2 separate regions of the Mus musculus genome follow, and region 1 is linked to region 2. A link is a loop called in an ENCODE intact Hi-C map of the cell type or tissue named here. Cell type or tissue: left cerebral cortex. All regions are shown on one strand.

Evidence for each region. Peaks named below come from ENCODE experiments on the same cell type or tissue, not always from the same donor. Only the 100,000 strongest peaks of a DNase experiment are listed, where the experiment ranks them.
Region 1: a loop joins it to region 2, with 7 times the contacts of the local background. A loop is called at or near these places in 3 of 42 quality-filtered maps.

The regions. Positions count from the first base shown.
Region 1 is chr19:47,113,386-47,121,385 of GRCm38, reverse strand. Pdcd11 (programmed cell death 11) reads right to left here. Exons shown (of 36, transcript NM_011053.2): 20 at 7,671-8,000; 21 at 6,769-6,831; 22 at 3,984-4,089; 23 at 1,761-1,850; 24 at 1,491-1,593; 25 at 962-1,139. Among named protein-coding and RNA genes, the nearest start is that of Calhm2, 21 kb to the left of the region's middle. In left cerebral cortex, a CTCF peak has its summit at 165; DNase peaks (open chromatin) are centred at 155, 2,548 and 4,810.
Region 2 is chr19:47,253,516-47,261,515 of GRCm38, reverse strand. Neurl1a (neuralized E3 ubiquitin protein ligase 1A) reads right to left here. Exons shown (of 6, transcript NM_021360.4): 4 at 7,708-8,000; 5 at 4,658-4,804; 6 at 2,075-4,099. The coding sequence ends at 3,861. Sh3pxd2a (SH3 and PX domains 2A) reads left to right here. Exons shown (of 15, transcript NM_008018.4): 15 at 1-1,342. Among named protein-coding and RNA genes, the nearest start is that of Mir6995, 16 kb to the left of the region's middle. In left cerebral cortex, a CTCF peak has its summit at 1,733; DNase peaks (open chromatin) are centred at 133 and 1,699.

The sequences.
Region 1 (8,000 bases), 140 kb after region 2:
GAAGCTGTGCCCCGGCTGCTCTCCCACCCCTGGCTCTTGGGCTCCAGCTCAAGGAGAAAACGGGAAAGTACAGAGGACTCTATGCCTTGGTTCCTGTAAAGCTGACAAATTCACACACAGGAGAAACTAGCCACTACAGATGCTTGCAAGAGTGCACCCTCTATCGGCAGAGTGAAGAAAGTGCATCGTCACAGAAACAATGGATACACTATGTGACAGTAGACCAAGTAAATAACATCTTTATTCAGAGGAAGCAAGTTAGGCCTATCTGACTGGCTTTCTGCAAGACATCACCTTGGACACTATCCACACACAACTATCAATATTCATGTCAAAAGATACCTAGCCAGCATTTTGCATGCATGAAGAATATGCTTGAGAATCAGCTCTGGGGGCCAGAGAGGTGACTCAGTGGTCTGAAGGGTACAGGTGGAAGAAGTCAGGCCCCAAGACCACAAGACGGAAGTAGAGACCAGTTCCCACACACGTCCTCTGACCTACACACACATCCTGTGATGCACAGAAGCACGCATCTTCCATGTTGTTTTCCTCTCTCTTCCTGCCATCAGTAGTTCTAAAGCTAGTGATATTTTCCCCTATGGAGTGAGAAGGCACCTAAGTATGCGATGGCAGGAGCACAGGCACAGAGATCAGGGATTAGAGCTTTTCCATTTCCATCTGTGGTGAAATTAACACACACAGGACGTTCCAGTGAAAAGGCTTTGGCAGTTCAACTTAGTAGCAATTTTAACTATGTAAACTGTTAAGTTTTTCAGGGTTGGGGGGAAGACTAAAATCACACACACACACACACACACACACACACACACACACACACACACACACACACACATACACACACACACACACACACACACACACACACACACCCATATCACATTCAGTTAAAAGAAAATCCCACCAATTTCATACTTAGGCAAAGAAGAACTCTCTGGCTCACCTGACAATCTTCTGGGGGCAGAAGTCCTCCAGGGGTGCCTCGGAGTACGAGTCGCTCAGGTGAAACATACTGACTTTCCCTATCTTCCCAAAAGGGAAGGAGACGGTCAGTCCCCTGTTGGGTACAACCTTCATCACTCGGCCCATGGCCACTTCACCTTCTTCAAGTCTGTAAGGTCCTGGTGGGAAGTGGAGACAGAGCTCCTGGCAGTCTGGCCGACTATGGCCTGCCAACCCAGAGGTGCACCCAGACTTGAGTAGGCTCATCACAGCTTGAACCCACGACCATGAGACAGATAATCCCTTCCAAAGGACCGGAGAAAACCAAGTTTAGAAAAAGGAGACCTAAGAGAGCGATAGAGTCACACAAGCCAGAGAACAAAGCCCAAGAGCAAACCAAAACCAAACAAATACACTGTCTCCCAGAACGCTCTGTCCTGGCTTCCTGACACTGAAGGTCTCTAATCCTGGTGGTAACTGAAGCCTCCCACCCCAGCCTCTCTCTGACCAGGTACCGTGTCTTTCCACACCTATGAGTGACAGACATAAGAAAGCCCTGGGGACGTCTGGGTCAACAACGGTGGCCTCGATGGCCTGCCCAACCTGGAACTTCTTGTCTGGGTGTTTCAGAACCTGAAAGGATTTAAAAAAAAAAAAGTTCTAATGTTCCCATAAAGGTTTGTCATTTATCCAAAAATAAAACATTTAAGTCTCTGCCTCCTAACCCATCAGACCCCGTACTTACTCAGGTACCCCATATAGCCCATGTAAACTCTTGAATCTTTTCTCCAGACACTGACCTTGAAGCTGAGGGAAGTGAGCAACAAGGGAATTCTCCCTCGGATGTCCGGTCCGATGTCCACTTCAAGCCACTTCTTCATCACGTTGTACTGTGGGGGACAGGGCAGATGTAAGAGCACCCTTGGCTGGCCCAGAACTAAAATGCACTCTCTTGGGAACACTGAAAACACGGATGAAAAGGTCAAAACCCCTCATTTCTCCAAGGGACAGGAATCCATCCTGAGGCGCCGCCCACCTCCACATCTCATAGCTTCAATCAATTCATACATAATTAAATAGTGTCGCACAGCATACAGAAGTGCTGCATGCTGCAGGGATATACTGGCTACCAACAAGCACATGAGAGGGCAGATGCTGACTTTTTTTTTTTTTTTGGTTTTTTGAGACAGGGTTTCTCTGTGTAGCCCTGGCTGTCCTGGAACTTACTCTGTAGACCAGGCTAGCCTCAATCTCAGAAATTCGCCTGCCTCTGCCTCCCAAGTGCTGGGACTTTTTATAAAAAAAAGATTTGTTTGTTTGTTTATTTATTTAATGTATATGAGTGCTCAATCTGCACGTACATTTGCATGCCAAAGGATAGCATCAGCTCCCAGTATAGATGGTTGTGAGCCACCATGTGGTTGCTGGGAACTGAACTTAGGACCTCTGATGAGCAGATGGTGCTTCTAACTGCTGAGCCATTTCTCTAGCCCCTAGATGCTGACTCTTAAAAGGGCACTAGGCAGAAGGAAAACAGACAAACCAGGCACAGGAATCAGCATGATACAGATAGGAGGAAAACCAAAGATGGTTGTCATGGTGACTGGAATATGAAATGTGCAAACAGATCATGAACAACCTCGTATGCTGTGTTAAATTTCTGAGATTATAAATGTCCCAGGCGACTAAAAGGATAAACATCACTGGCATGCCAGGAAGATTATGGAAGAGACTCTGACAGTGAAAGATTTCATGCCAGGTATGATTTTAATACTTGCACTTGGGAGGCAAGCAGGGGTATCTCTGAGTTCAAGGCCAGCCTGGTCTATATAGTGAGTTATAGACCAGCCAAGGTGTAGAACCCTGTCTCAAAAAAACAAAATAAAACCAAAACCAAACCAGACCAAAAATCCCAAACAGGAGAGAAAGACTGGCTTTTCCTAATGCATCTGGAGAGGGCTAGGAAGCAGTCACTGTGCAGCACACAGCATGCATGTCAAAGGGAAACCGTGGAGGGTAAGTCAGCCCTGAGACAGCTCATCCTGCTCAGCCACGGCCATGCCTGTGCCCAGGGAGCAGTCTGGCCCTGCAGCAGCTCTATGCTGAGGACAGGTCCGCTGCTGCTCACCACATCTCCCACTAGACAGCTGCAGTCAGCCATCTACTGTCTCAAATGGTGCTTTAATTTGTCCATCCATAAACGCAGAGACCCCTAGGTTAATATTGCATCTTCTGACTTAACCACTCAGGCCATCAACATGGTCACTTTGCCTATTGTCAGAGTTTGGGCTCTGGCGGCCACCATACCAACCTGTCTACTCAGTCTCAACCAATGCATTGCTGGTTGAGACATTGCATTGTCTGTACTTATCCCGAAACTTCCATGCTGCCTTTCTAATGGTCTTTGATATTTTTGGTCCTTTAAACCTTTTCTTCTATATTACATAGTTTTAAAGATTTGTTTATTTTTTATTTTCTGTGTGAGTGTTTTGCCTGCATGTATGTATGTGTAGCATGTGCATGCCTGGTGCTCGGGGAGGTTAGAAAAGGATGCTGAATGGACATCCAGAACTGGAGTTAACAGACAGTTGTAAGCAATCAGGTGGGAGCTGGGAACTGAACCTGGGTCCTCTGGAAAAGCAAATGCTCTTAACTGCCAAGCCATGCCTCCAACTCTGTATTACATTTTTGGTGTTTACTCAGTTCAGACTTTCAGATGAACAGATATATCCTCAAAGGTTGGAAAGATAGCTCGTTGGAGTCAGTGACCAGAGGCAAGAAGGCATAGAAGGGAGACTAGTGGAGGCACACATGTCTGCTCCCCGCCACCACTCCCTTATTTTCAGCTCACCTAGAGACAGGTTTTTCAGGGCAGAGGCCAGGTATCACCACCCACAGCCCTACATGGCAGTAAGGACAGACTCCGAATGCCCAGTGCAGAGGCTCTGACTCCAGTTTTGCCCAGCTTGCTCTGAGAGCTCTGAAGGAGGGTCAAGCCTACAGTGAGGGCAGTAACTACTCACCTTCTTGAAGAAGCAGGTCACAGTCTGCCCAGCCTGGTACTGCCTGATCTTCTCCACGGGGCTCTCAGAGTGAGTATTAAGAGCACTGTAGCTACCCTTCAACTCACTGAAAAAAATCACAACAGAGTAAGCCAACCACTGGGACACTCTAACTTCAAAGACCTCCCTCAAGTGGCCATGAGGGACTCAGCTATTTTTACTCTCATGGACAATCTCACTCGTTAAAGGAGAATCTTCTCAATGATCAATCTGGGACCAATCATCTCTTCTGAGTCATTAATCTGTGACTAAACTAAGGGCAAACTGCTTCATGTTTCACACACATAGTTTGGGCTGGATGTGGTGGTGCATGCCTTTAATGCCAGTACTCGAGAGGCACAGACAGGTGGATCTACGGGAGTTCAAGGCCAGCCTGGCCAACAGAGTAAGTTCATTTGAGGACAGCCAGGGCACAGAGAAACCTTGTCTCAAAAACAAACAAGCAAGCAAACAAACAAATTGTTTTCATTCTTTACTTTAGCTATTGCTTTGGTTTGCAGAAATGTTCTTACAAACAACCTCATGTGTGAATTAAGCGTAGATAGTAACTTGACTGTCTGCTACCGAGGCAGGAGCTGAAGTCAGAGCTTAACTCAAAGCCTCTGCTAAACTGCCATTATCTACTTATTTTCAGACATGCAAGAACATGTGGTCTGAAAGTTGTCAATCCACAAATGACTAAATAAAAAAAATTGTAAGAAAGGAAGACTTGCTAGCCCAACTTACTCACTCAGATGGTTTCTAAAACAAGACTCATCCACACACTGGTACAGTGGTGCTGTTAAAAATGCAAAATATGGCTGTATGTGCTAGTGACTGGAGAAACTATTCTGACTCAGAAATTCCACACAAGAGAAATTCCACACGCGAGCACAGGGGAGTGAGTTCAATGTTGTTTGCTGTGGCACCGTAAGACGTTTTCTGCGATTTTTATGAAGATCAGAAGCAAGCCCAAATGTAAACCACTCTTGGAGAATGAGAGGATTAAATGGCTACTATTTAAACTGACGCAGATATCCTTCCAAATTTCTTTTCAGCGGTGCTCTTGCATGCCCTAGATAAGAAGTCTGCCACTGTGCAACAACCATCCATTCGAAACATATTTTTAAATGCAACAAACTTTACCCCAGTCCTGCCACACACAGAAAGCTCACAGAGGGCAAAAGCAGAGAAAACATTAATAAAAGCCAGACTTAAAACGAAAGAAAACAGAAAAATATATTAAGCCAGGCAGTGGCAGGCACAGTACCTTTAATCCTGGCACTTGGGAGGCAGTAGCAGCTAGATCTCTGAGTTCTTTATTCAAGGACAGTCTGGTCTACAGTGTGAGTTCTAGACCAGCTAAGGCTACACAGAGAAACCCTATCTCAAAATACTGAAGGAGGGGAAGAAAAATAAAAAAAGGTTGCTAACTAAAAGATACGACCTTCCAGTGCAAAGGGAAAGACACTGCACTAGAGTCACAGGCATGGGCTTCATTTTCACCAAGAATGTAGACTACATAAATATTTAAAAAGCAAAAAACAAACAAACAAAAAAAACCCCCAACAACCTGTAAAACTAAGGAAAGTACAGTAAAGAAAAAAATGATATATGGTCTATGTACCAAATATACTAATAATCTAAAATTAATGTGCTGAATCTGAAGTTTCAAAAACACGGCTAGCTGGGCTGGAGGGATGGCTCAGTGGTTAAGGGCACTGATTGCTCTTCTGAAGGTCCTAAGTTCAATTCCCAGCACCCACATGGTGGCTCAAAACCATCCATAATAGAATCTGATGCCCTCTTCTGGTGTGTCTGAAGACAGCTACAGTGTACTTACATATAACAATAAATAAATCTTAAAAACAAAAAACAAAACTCGGCTAGCAACTAGAACTCAACATCCCAGAAATAGAAATAGCCCCATGGCAGGCACAAGCCTCCCCAGAAACGGATCCCTTAGGCTGCCGACCAGACACTGCTGCAAAGTTATTCCAAGTCTTTCCGTGACATCTCCTGCTATGAGAATGCCAACCTGCCAGACCTCAGGCTGCCCCTACATGGCATTCTTATAGTCACGTGTCAGCATGGTTTACTGATGATGACCCTAAACCCCGAAACGTTGGAGTCTTTTGTGGAGGAAACAGAAAGGAGCAGGGTCAAAATGGTTACCATATGAGAACAGGAGAACTCACTGTGGGGACCAGTCAGTCTCTTACAGTGTTACTCTGCAGAACTCACCAGATAACCTACAGTTCTGCCTCAGCTGTCACCTCAGCTGTCACCATGCATTCAAGCTACACACGCTGAAAGCATATGTATTCTTGGATACCTACTTATTTCAGGAATTACTGAGTTCTAGAAAACTGGGCTGAGACAGAAAGGTTCCTTTTGTTAAACACTAGCACACCTGCAAACAGTGTTGACATTCTATTCTACAGCCTGGCCTGGGGTTCAATTTACGGCAATCTTCCTGCCTTAGCCTCTCAAGTGCTAGGATTTCGGGTATGAGCCTCTATGATTTTCAACCCTTTAATATAGTTCCTCATGCTGTGGAATCCTAAAATTATTTTCATTGCTACCTCATAATGCTCATAATGGTCCTAGATGACCCCTGTGAAAGAGTTATTTGACCGCCCCCCCCCCCCCGCCCGCCCGCCCGCCCCAAAGTGTCATGACCCAGAGGCTGAGAACCACTGCCCTATGCCGACTTCAACTTTCATACCTCTAGGTATGAAAGGCCCATTGCTAGGTTTCCCCTCACCTTGGCCGAACACTCAGCTCCAGGATGGTCAGAACAAATCTGGGGTGACTTATTGGGAGAAACCTAAAGAGAAAGAAATCAAATCACTTCTTAGTGTTAACCGATGATCCCAGATAACAACCTCTTTCTGCTCCACCTTAACTCAAGTTGATTACCACCCACCTCACACCAGACTAGGCTGACAAAGGTCCATGGAGGGTCTTTAAGGACTATCAATCATACCAGGTACTGAAAAGACTTGACTTACTAGAGATCCTATGCTTAATGCTTGAAATTAATATGCTATCCATAGGCCAGATTTTGAACTCTTCTTGTTATAGCAAGAAATCTAATATGATACAATTTAGAGTAAGGGGCCATTAAGATGGCTTGTGTGCAGGCTACCCACCTAAGGTCACTCCTCAGATCACACAAGGTGGCAGGAGAGAAAAGCTGTCTTCTAACTGCCTGCCATAACTGCCATGCATGGGCCAGACCGAGTATGTGTGTGCCTGTGAATGCATGTGAGCGCTCACACACAAGTAATACAAATAAAAGAAGTGCTATGAAGGAGGCCCTATGAGAACTGCTGATATATACTGTATGCAGGCAGCACACGCATGCACTTCATCGGTTTCCCCAATGGCCTTCCAAGGTAGACTACGCCATTATTCTCACTTTACAAATTACAGAAATGACTCGGCAGGTAATCTGAAATTCAGAGCCAGGTCGAAGTGTAAATCCACCCTTTAATTGCTATATAGTATTTTTAAAAATATATATATGCTAAAGGATCCTGACTGATTGCCTTTTAGTTAACTAAGAGAAAATATTATTTACATGCAATCTCTGCCTATGTTCCCATTCTTCCCATAATTGCCACAGTCCCCTCAAAGCCAGTCCCATCTCCCCAAACCTCATACTTAGATGTCTTCACATCTCGCCCACCGATCACTCTCGCAGTGACTTTCTTCCCGGCTTTCAGTGTGGTCGTAGGCGAGGTGCCCACTGGGACATCATCTAAGATGCGGGAGGCATGGATACAGCCAACAAAGCCATCAGCTAGGGTTACAACAACATGTGTGGCCTTCACAGCCTTAATGGTCCCAGTGACTTTGTCCCCAATAGCCAGGCTATGCCTTTTCTTAGACTTCACAGTCAAGTTCTCTTCTTCCTTCTCCTCCTCCTCCTCCTCCTCCTCTTTCTCCTCTCCTTTGTCATCAACTGTCTCTGAATCCCTCTGAACTGGCATC
Region 2 (8,000 bases):
TTCTGGACAGTTGGCTGTGTCTTTGGAAGTGTGAGAGAGTCATGTTAGTGCAAACAGACGTGTCTGGCATGTGGGAAAGCTAGTGGGAGGCATGTTGGCAAGAGGAGTGCGCATGTTTGGAGTTACTGGCGCTTACCGTCCTTGCACGGGGTGGAAGCTTCCAGAGATGTCTTTTAGGTAGGTGTGGGAAGGCTGAGAGAGAGAGAGTTTGGAACAGGAAAGGAGTCAGTTCTTGGAGGTTGAAAACGAGAGGTTTCCAGGGATTTTTGCTCTCACCAGCCAAGAGTCCAGCCAGAGAAAACTTGTTCACTGGGCCCCATCCGGGCTTCCAGTATCATTGTCTTAAGGAAGAGGTGCTGCAAGTCATACGCCAATCTTTGGGTCTGCGGGCCCAGTCCCATCCCGGATTCCCCATAGTTTTTGCCCAGTGCATTTTGTCCCATGCAGAGCTAGCCTGTCAAACCATACAAAATAGACACCACTGACCATAATAGGCCACACCGTAGGGACCCAACACCTCCATACTAGACCCTAAAGCCCAGGCCTATCTGGGAGGCAGGTGACCTCATTGGGACATTTATTCCCAAGGCTCCAATAGAACCTACGGTTCTGATTGCTGAGTCTGCCTCCTGCCTGCCAGTCCGGCCAGGCGAGTGCACCACCCTCCTGCATGTGCATCTACTGAGGCACACTGCTTCTGAGTTTACTTCAAAGGGTACACAGTTGCCATCCTTAGATTTACAACTTGTCTCCTGCAACAGAGGACATGGGTGTCCCTACCAGTTACTGAGAGGCCTGGAAGGTAACTTGGAAGGCAGAAGTGAGCAGCTACTGCTACCGTGTGATGAGAACGAGCCGGTGGATGTCACTGGGACTCCTAAATCACAGGGATTTCCTAGTGTCCACTCATCCCCGGCCAGCCTACTGTGGTCAGCAGGAGCCCTTCCCCCAGTTTCTCCCCTCCGCTCCCCACCTCAGCAGAGGAACGGAGACAAGGACATTGGATGCAGTAGGGGGGTCCGTGCAAGTGCTAACATATCTCCAGGATCCTCGGTGGTGCTAACCTATCTCCATGTTTCTCATAATTCTAATAGTGGATTCTTTTTTATAAGCCTCATCACAAACACAGTGTCACCGGGGGAGGGACCCAGCCCCCTTGACCTGCCCCTTTCCAGGTGTCCTTTATCACTTTGGTGGGACTCTTTGATCTGTAGAAATGACCTGTCTTGGCATGCTTCTAGACTTCAACATTTGGATTGTTTTGTTTCCTATTTTGTTCGTGTTTACAGGCATCTTGTATTTCCCTAAAGACTAAATAAAGTTTTTGGCCTTTTTAACTGAACAGAAGCACGCGATTCTCTCTGACACCGGAGGATCCATTCAGTTGACTAGCAAAAGCCCCACTCGCTCAAACAGCTGCCAACTCGAGAACTGAGCGTGGGATGGGGTGGGGGAGGAGGGGGTCAGTTCCCACCGGAGCTTTCCACACTCAGGCAGCTTTCTGGGAGTAGCCAAAGCTGGACCCTGGGGCCTTAGCTAGTTGTGTTAGTCTCTAGTAAGCAGGAAAACATGGACCTGAGTTCAAAGGCAGGCTAAGACTGGGTGGCCAAAACCTCCTCCCAGGAAAGGGTGTAGGTAGGCATCCCACAGGTCTCTGAGGCCTGGCCACGGTAAATGTGCACAGTTCTAACCTTGGGCCCAGCCTACCTCTTTCTGACCCCAGCCACAGGGTTGGCCTGTCATTCTCCTAGTAGTCTCTAGGTGGCGATACTCACCTCACAGGATCTCTAGCCTGAGAGGAAACAGCATAGCAGGAGTGAGTGTACTGTCCCTTGCTTGGTGCCCTTCCTGATTGTTCTCCCCTCCCCCACCTCCCCCTCCCACCCACCGAAGGCCTGCAGCAGCTTCTCGACTTAAAAGGCTCGCCTGGTATTGTGGACCCCACTGTGTGAGCCCCATGCCATGCTCCGAGGGCAGCTTCTCTGTTACAGGCCTTTGGGGCTTAGGGGTCTACCCTCAGGTGTGCTCAAACACTGGCTCCCCCCCCCCAACCCCCAGACGCACAGCACAGCCCTCAGGCTGGTACGAAATCACCTTTATTCACAAACACAGTGGCCCAGTTCACAAGGGAGGCAGTGCTACCTCTGAACTAGCAGAATGGACAATGGCTTCTTTTCCCAACTCCAGCCACACAGCTCTGTACTAGGACCTTGCTCCATCTCTAGGATAAGCCCCAGCTAGATGGGGCAACTTACCAGCTCCAGCCTGAAGGCATCTACCAGGGCCAGTGACTGGAGAAGCAAGACTGAGGGTGGCCCAGATTCCCCAGTGCAGGCAAAGGCCCACCCTGGCATCCATTCTCAACACCTCCCCAGTACATTCCTCCTCAGAGACACCTGAGAAGAACTCCCAGGAAATACACGGAAAGTATTCCACCCCCAAACTTTTACCCAGGGGAAGCTGGAGTTTTAGGGGCAGAGGGCTGTGGCTAGAGCCACATGACTGGCCAGTGGCCAGGACAGAGACCAAGACCCTGCCTTTCAAGGCAAAAGCCGCCTCTGAGGATATAAAACCAGCCATATGAGGGCCAAGGACTGAAAGGCTGGGAAAGCCTAGGCTAAGACGCCACAGTAACCCTAAAAAAGGCAGGTAGGAATACAGGGGCCACAGCCCATAAGTAAGGGGCACCCCCTTAGCAGGACCAGAGGCTGGCTTTCAGGGTCTATCTTCCCTCCTCTAACAAGCGTCTCCATTCTGGTCCCTGACCCACATGTTGACAACTTTCCAGAACTTCTGATGTCTCTATAGAGACGGATGTCCTGGAACCAGCCACAGTAACAGGGCTCCCATCCAGGGAGGAAGGGCACACAGGTGGAAGTGGGCACTTCCCACATAAGAGAGGCTTATCCACTTCTTGGGAGGCCTCCAGCCTGGAATTCTTCCTCGGGGTTAGCAGGACTGCCATGAGCCTTGTATTGGGGATAGATTCCAAGTGGCTACTCCTTGCTTCCCTTCACCTGGCAACCCTGCAACAGTAGCATTTCAGGAGACCCCAGGTTGGAACATAACCCATAAAGCAAATAAATAAATTAAGGAAAAGGGCTGTCCATAGGCCAGGGAGACCCCACCCCACTGAGGGTTCCTGTCCCTCCTGGGCACACAATGGCAAATCAGCCCAGGCCAAGACTGGCACTGAGATGAGGGAGGACAGGCCTTAAGTGTGGCTGTGGACCTGCTCTTTTGAGACCCTGACAACAGAAAGGCTCACATCAGCCTACACTGAAGGGCACCCTGGGAAACGGCACCAGTGAGATGATTGGCGAAAGTCATGGCAAACGGGAGATCCTGAACATGGCAGGTTGGCCCAAGGTCAAGGACCTCGGACCTGTAGTCTGCAGCCTGTCTGTTTCCCTGCCTTGGGTAAGGAGAAAGAAACATGGCATGCAGTTTGCAGCTGCCCAGGGTGGGAGAAGGTCCACTGGCCTCCTCCCCAGCTGCCGGGGGGGAAGCTACATGTCTGCTAACTCTCTCCAAGATGCCGCACGGGCTGCCGGGCTGCACAACCTAGAGATCTGCCGAGATCTCGAGGGATGGCAACCAGCCACTCAGCATGCAGAAATCTGGGTAAAGAGGAGAGAGATATGGGGTACCCTCCTCCCCTCACTGCTTGTGCCCTCATCTCCCTGCCTGAAACTCTTTCAGCCCAATCCTCCAGGGACCTTGGTTTCCCACGTTTAATGGAAAAGGAGGAAGAGTTTGCAAACTGTAGAAGGAAGGGACCCTGTTGGCTTTGCCCTCAGCTGGTGCTGGCTGGGCTGCAGTCTGCAGAAGTGGGCGTGCAGGTGGGGCTCTGCAGTGGGCTAGGAGCTGCGGTAGGTCTTGATGATGTCCTTGATGGGGCGACGGCAGATGGGGCAGCAGGCGTGCAGGGCCTTCTTGAGGCGCAGGCCACAGGAGTAGCACAGGCACATGTGGCCACACGTGTAGATGACTGTGTCCACTGCGTGTTCATAGCAAATGGTGCATTCATCACTCCACTGGCCCAGACCTGGGGTCACCGGTGACTCGGGCAGGCTCACAGGTGAGTTGGGGGCTGTCCCTGAGAGCAAGAGCACCAATCAAAAGGGGATGGGACCCAGCCCAGCACGGGGCCTTCTCCCAAGAGAAAAGCCCCCCCCACCCCACCCCAGCTCATGTCTTCTGCCACTACGCAAAGCCACCTTTCCACACTGACAACCCACCTTCCTGCCCAAGGAAGGAGCTGTAGCCACACAGCCCCAGACAGAGCCAGAGCAGCAGTCAGAGGAAAGGAGGAAAAGAGGAAAAGAGGAAAGGAGGAAAGGACTTTCTAATTCTTTCCAGGCGTGGTTCTACTGCACTAACGCTTGGAATCCCCCACATGCACTTTAAGAAGTCGCCTGGAAGATCAGATACCCTCTTCTGTGCTCCGTGAGCATTTATACTTACATACACACACACAGACACAGACACACACACACACACACACACACACACACACACACACAGAGTTTAAAATAAATCTTTAAAAAGAAAAAAAAAAAGCCACAGCTACACATCTGGAGAGCTCTGTCAACCGTCCCTCTCTATAGGATTTCGAGAGACGCATTGACCCACCCACGGGGGCCTTGGTACTCACCTCCAGCAGAGCCACCTAGGGGCCCAGAACCGCAGGTGCTGAGCAGGGGGTCAGAGAGGCGGATGCCCAGGGCACTGGGTGAGGTTGGAGTGGAGGCAGGTGAGCAGGGGAGAGATGGGCCACCCCGTTCAGTCATGATGGTGGAGCCTGAGAAAGTGGATGGGCCACACTGCCATTAGCCTAAAGGAGAAAGTTTCAGTCCCTGCCCCCACAGAGAGCTCCAACACCTGCCCAGAGGACAGCCACAGGCTGAGGCAGGACCCCACAGGCTGGTTCAACTCCGACCCATGCTCTGTGCCCACCTATAGGTCAGGAGGTAGTATCATGTTCTATATCACCCGCAATTTCCAAGCCAACTTTCCCTAGGTACCTTTGGCCTTCAGAGAATGGAGTCCCCCGTGCCCATGCCTCCTACCTCAGTCTCTTGTCAGAGTCCTGCCCTCGCTACCACAGTGCCTTGGAATCACCCACCTTCTCTACCCAGGCACCCTGGTCCCTACATTCTGGTCTTGCAGCCTTGCCTTCTCTCTCTCCCTCCTGTTTTCCTCCCAGTCTTTCCTGGGGGCTCATTGTGCACGCATGAGACTGGGGACAGAGCCTTTGTCCTCAAGGAGCTGACTGCTCCAGGAGCCTCTTGAGGCTGTCCTCAAACATAGTCTCTGGGGAAGCATGGCTTCCCCTAAACTCCACTACCTATGGTTATTGACCCGCCATGCCCAGCCACACAGCCTAAAGTACTTCCTCTTCTTGGCCTGAAACTCCAGCTCTGTTTCTCTAGCAGAGCCACGAGCTCGCTGAGAACAAGAAGTCACTTGCCTGTGACTTTCCCATGGGCCCTGAGAGAAGGTTCTGCACACAGGCAGGTGCATTGTTAGCTGTAACTCATGTCAGTGTTATTATTTCTAAGAATGATCAACGAATGTTCACAGGGTGCGTCTTTCCTCTCTCCTCTCCTCCCTTCCTTCTCCCCCTCCACACTGAAGACTAGACTCAGGTTTCACTTGTGTTAGGAAAGCTATCAGTCACTGACCAATGTCCCAATACCTTATTTAACTTTTTAAAACAGTATCTCACAACCAGGCACACCTTTTATCCCAGGACTCAGAGGAGACAGAGGCAGGCAGATCTATGGGTTTGAGGCCAGCCTGATCTACAGAGTGAGTTCTAGGACAGCCAGGGCTATACAGAGAAACCTTGCCTTGAAAACCAAGTAGCCTAGGCTGGCTTTGAACTTGCTCCGCAGCTCAGGCAAAAGCCTCCCAAACAGGTTGGATTGCATGCTCAGTTCATACAGTTTTTCTCTTACTACATTAATATTTTAAATCAATTACCATCTTTTCAGAAACGGATGTCAAGTTACTTTTCTTTCCCAACTGCACTGGCTAGCATTTTTCCGAACAACATCTATAAAGCAACCCTGACCTGGTTGTCTTAGTGAAAGTAGTTTCATTCTACCAGTGAATACATAGAGTTCTGTACACATGGATACAGGAAACGACCCTTACTTATTGGCTCATGGGGAACTTTCACAAAGCCAAGCCTTTACTGTAAGAGGAACGGTGACCCTGCACATGCTGCCCCTGGCTTCTTTTCCCCTTAGGGTCAGGATTCCCCAACACCATTTTGTTGGCTGACAGACATGCCCAATTCTCCAAACAACTCAGGAGCTATTAATAGTCACTGGGTTCTGGGTGGTATTTCTTAACATCCACCTTGACCCACTTAGTACTTGGGACAGAAAAAGTCTTGTGTTTGTTTTGTTTTAATTCCTTCCTGCTCCAGTCTCATAAACACCCTTAGATGGCAGAAGCCTTACTGGAAAGCTACTTAGCTATTATTAGGTGGTACTGATGTAGGAGCGGGCTTTGCCTCTGTGATTTCCCTTCTCTAAGAAGCAATGAGTGCAGCCAATTCTCTCTAACTAACTTCAGCTCAGATTTGCAGGCGCGCGCGCGCGCGTGTGTGTGTGTGTGTGTGTGTGTGTGTGTGTGTGTGTGTGTGCGCGCGCGCGCGCGTGCGCGCGTGCAGAATTGGCCTGGTCTACAGAATGAGTTCTAGGACAGCCAGGGCTATGTAGACAGATCTTGTCTCAAATAAATCAGGCAAGCAAACACAAACAACAACAGAATCGGAGGTCCAGAACCTATCCTACAGCTACAGAATTAGGATCTCCGGAGCTTCGTTTACAGTGAGGCTAGTGAGAGATGCCCAGCAAGGTAAACCCACCCTAGCTGTGGCTGACATCATGACGAGGACAGATTTCCCACGCTAAGGACTGCCAAAGGGAATACTGAGAATGGAGCACATGCAGACACACCTCTCGGACAGCCACAGCGCATGACTGAATGTGACTAGCCCTCACACTCTGGCCATCTCCGCCCCCTCACTAGGTTTGCCAATCAAAGCCCATCCTCCCTTCGGCTGCCCTCTCCTCAGGTGCTTGGTCACAGTGAGGGATACCTATCCTATATATAGAACAAGCCACGGAGTGTGGCTTAATACAAGCCCACATCCTCTAATCCTTTCAAACTGCGTCTTCCTAAAAAGAAAGGTCTAGAACACTGCAATCTAATTCCTGAAGGCCACCTGCTCAGGGAGTCCCCTACTCTGATGCAGGTGCCCAAGAAGACACTAATACGGTGTTTGAGGTGTTTGTTTGTTTGTTTTTCTGTTTTGAGACAGAAATGAAGCTCTGGCTGACCTGAAACTCAATATGCAGACCAGGTTAGCCTCGAACTTGCAGAGATCCTCCTGCCTCTGCTTATTAAACGCTAGGATAACAGATATGCACCACCACAACCAGCTAACCTTATTTTCCCTAAGAGCCACAAGCAGCCCTGAGGAAACCAAGTCTCAGAAAGTTCACTGCCCTCGCCCCTTTAATACAACCTCTGGGGTGTAAGGCTCTGGCCAATTTGTGTGTCTTTTGGGTTCTTCTGAGTTCATTCCTCTCTTCCCGACATCCGTGGACCAGATGCTTCCACCCTACCCAGAACTCACCTAAGCCTAGAAAGAGCATCATGGACTGGGGGATGGCACCCGGAACTCACCGAGGATGCGGACCTGCGTGATGGCGCCATGCAGGCTGAAGAGCATCCAGAGGGGCTGCGAGGCATCCACGCACAGCTGCATGCCGGCCGCCGCGCCGTTGTGACTCAGGTGCAGCTCTCCGTCCGCGTTGACCACCAGGCCCAGGATGTCGCCGCTGTGCAGAGGCCCGGGCACGCGACACACCGCCCAGAACTCCTTGCGGTCCACCAGGGCCTCGGGGCTGAAGGGCAGGTCGGCGGGCCGCAGCGTGCCAGGGTCACACGTGGTGACCCCGAAGGACAGCGCGCCCGCT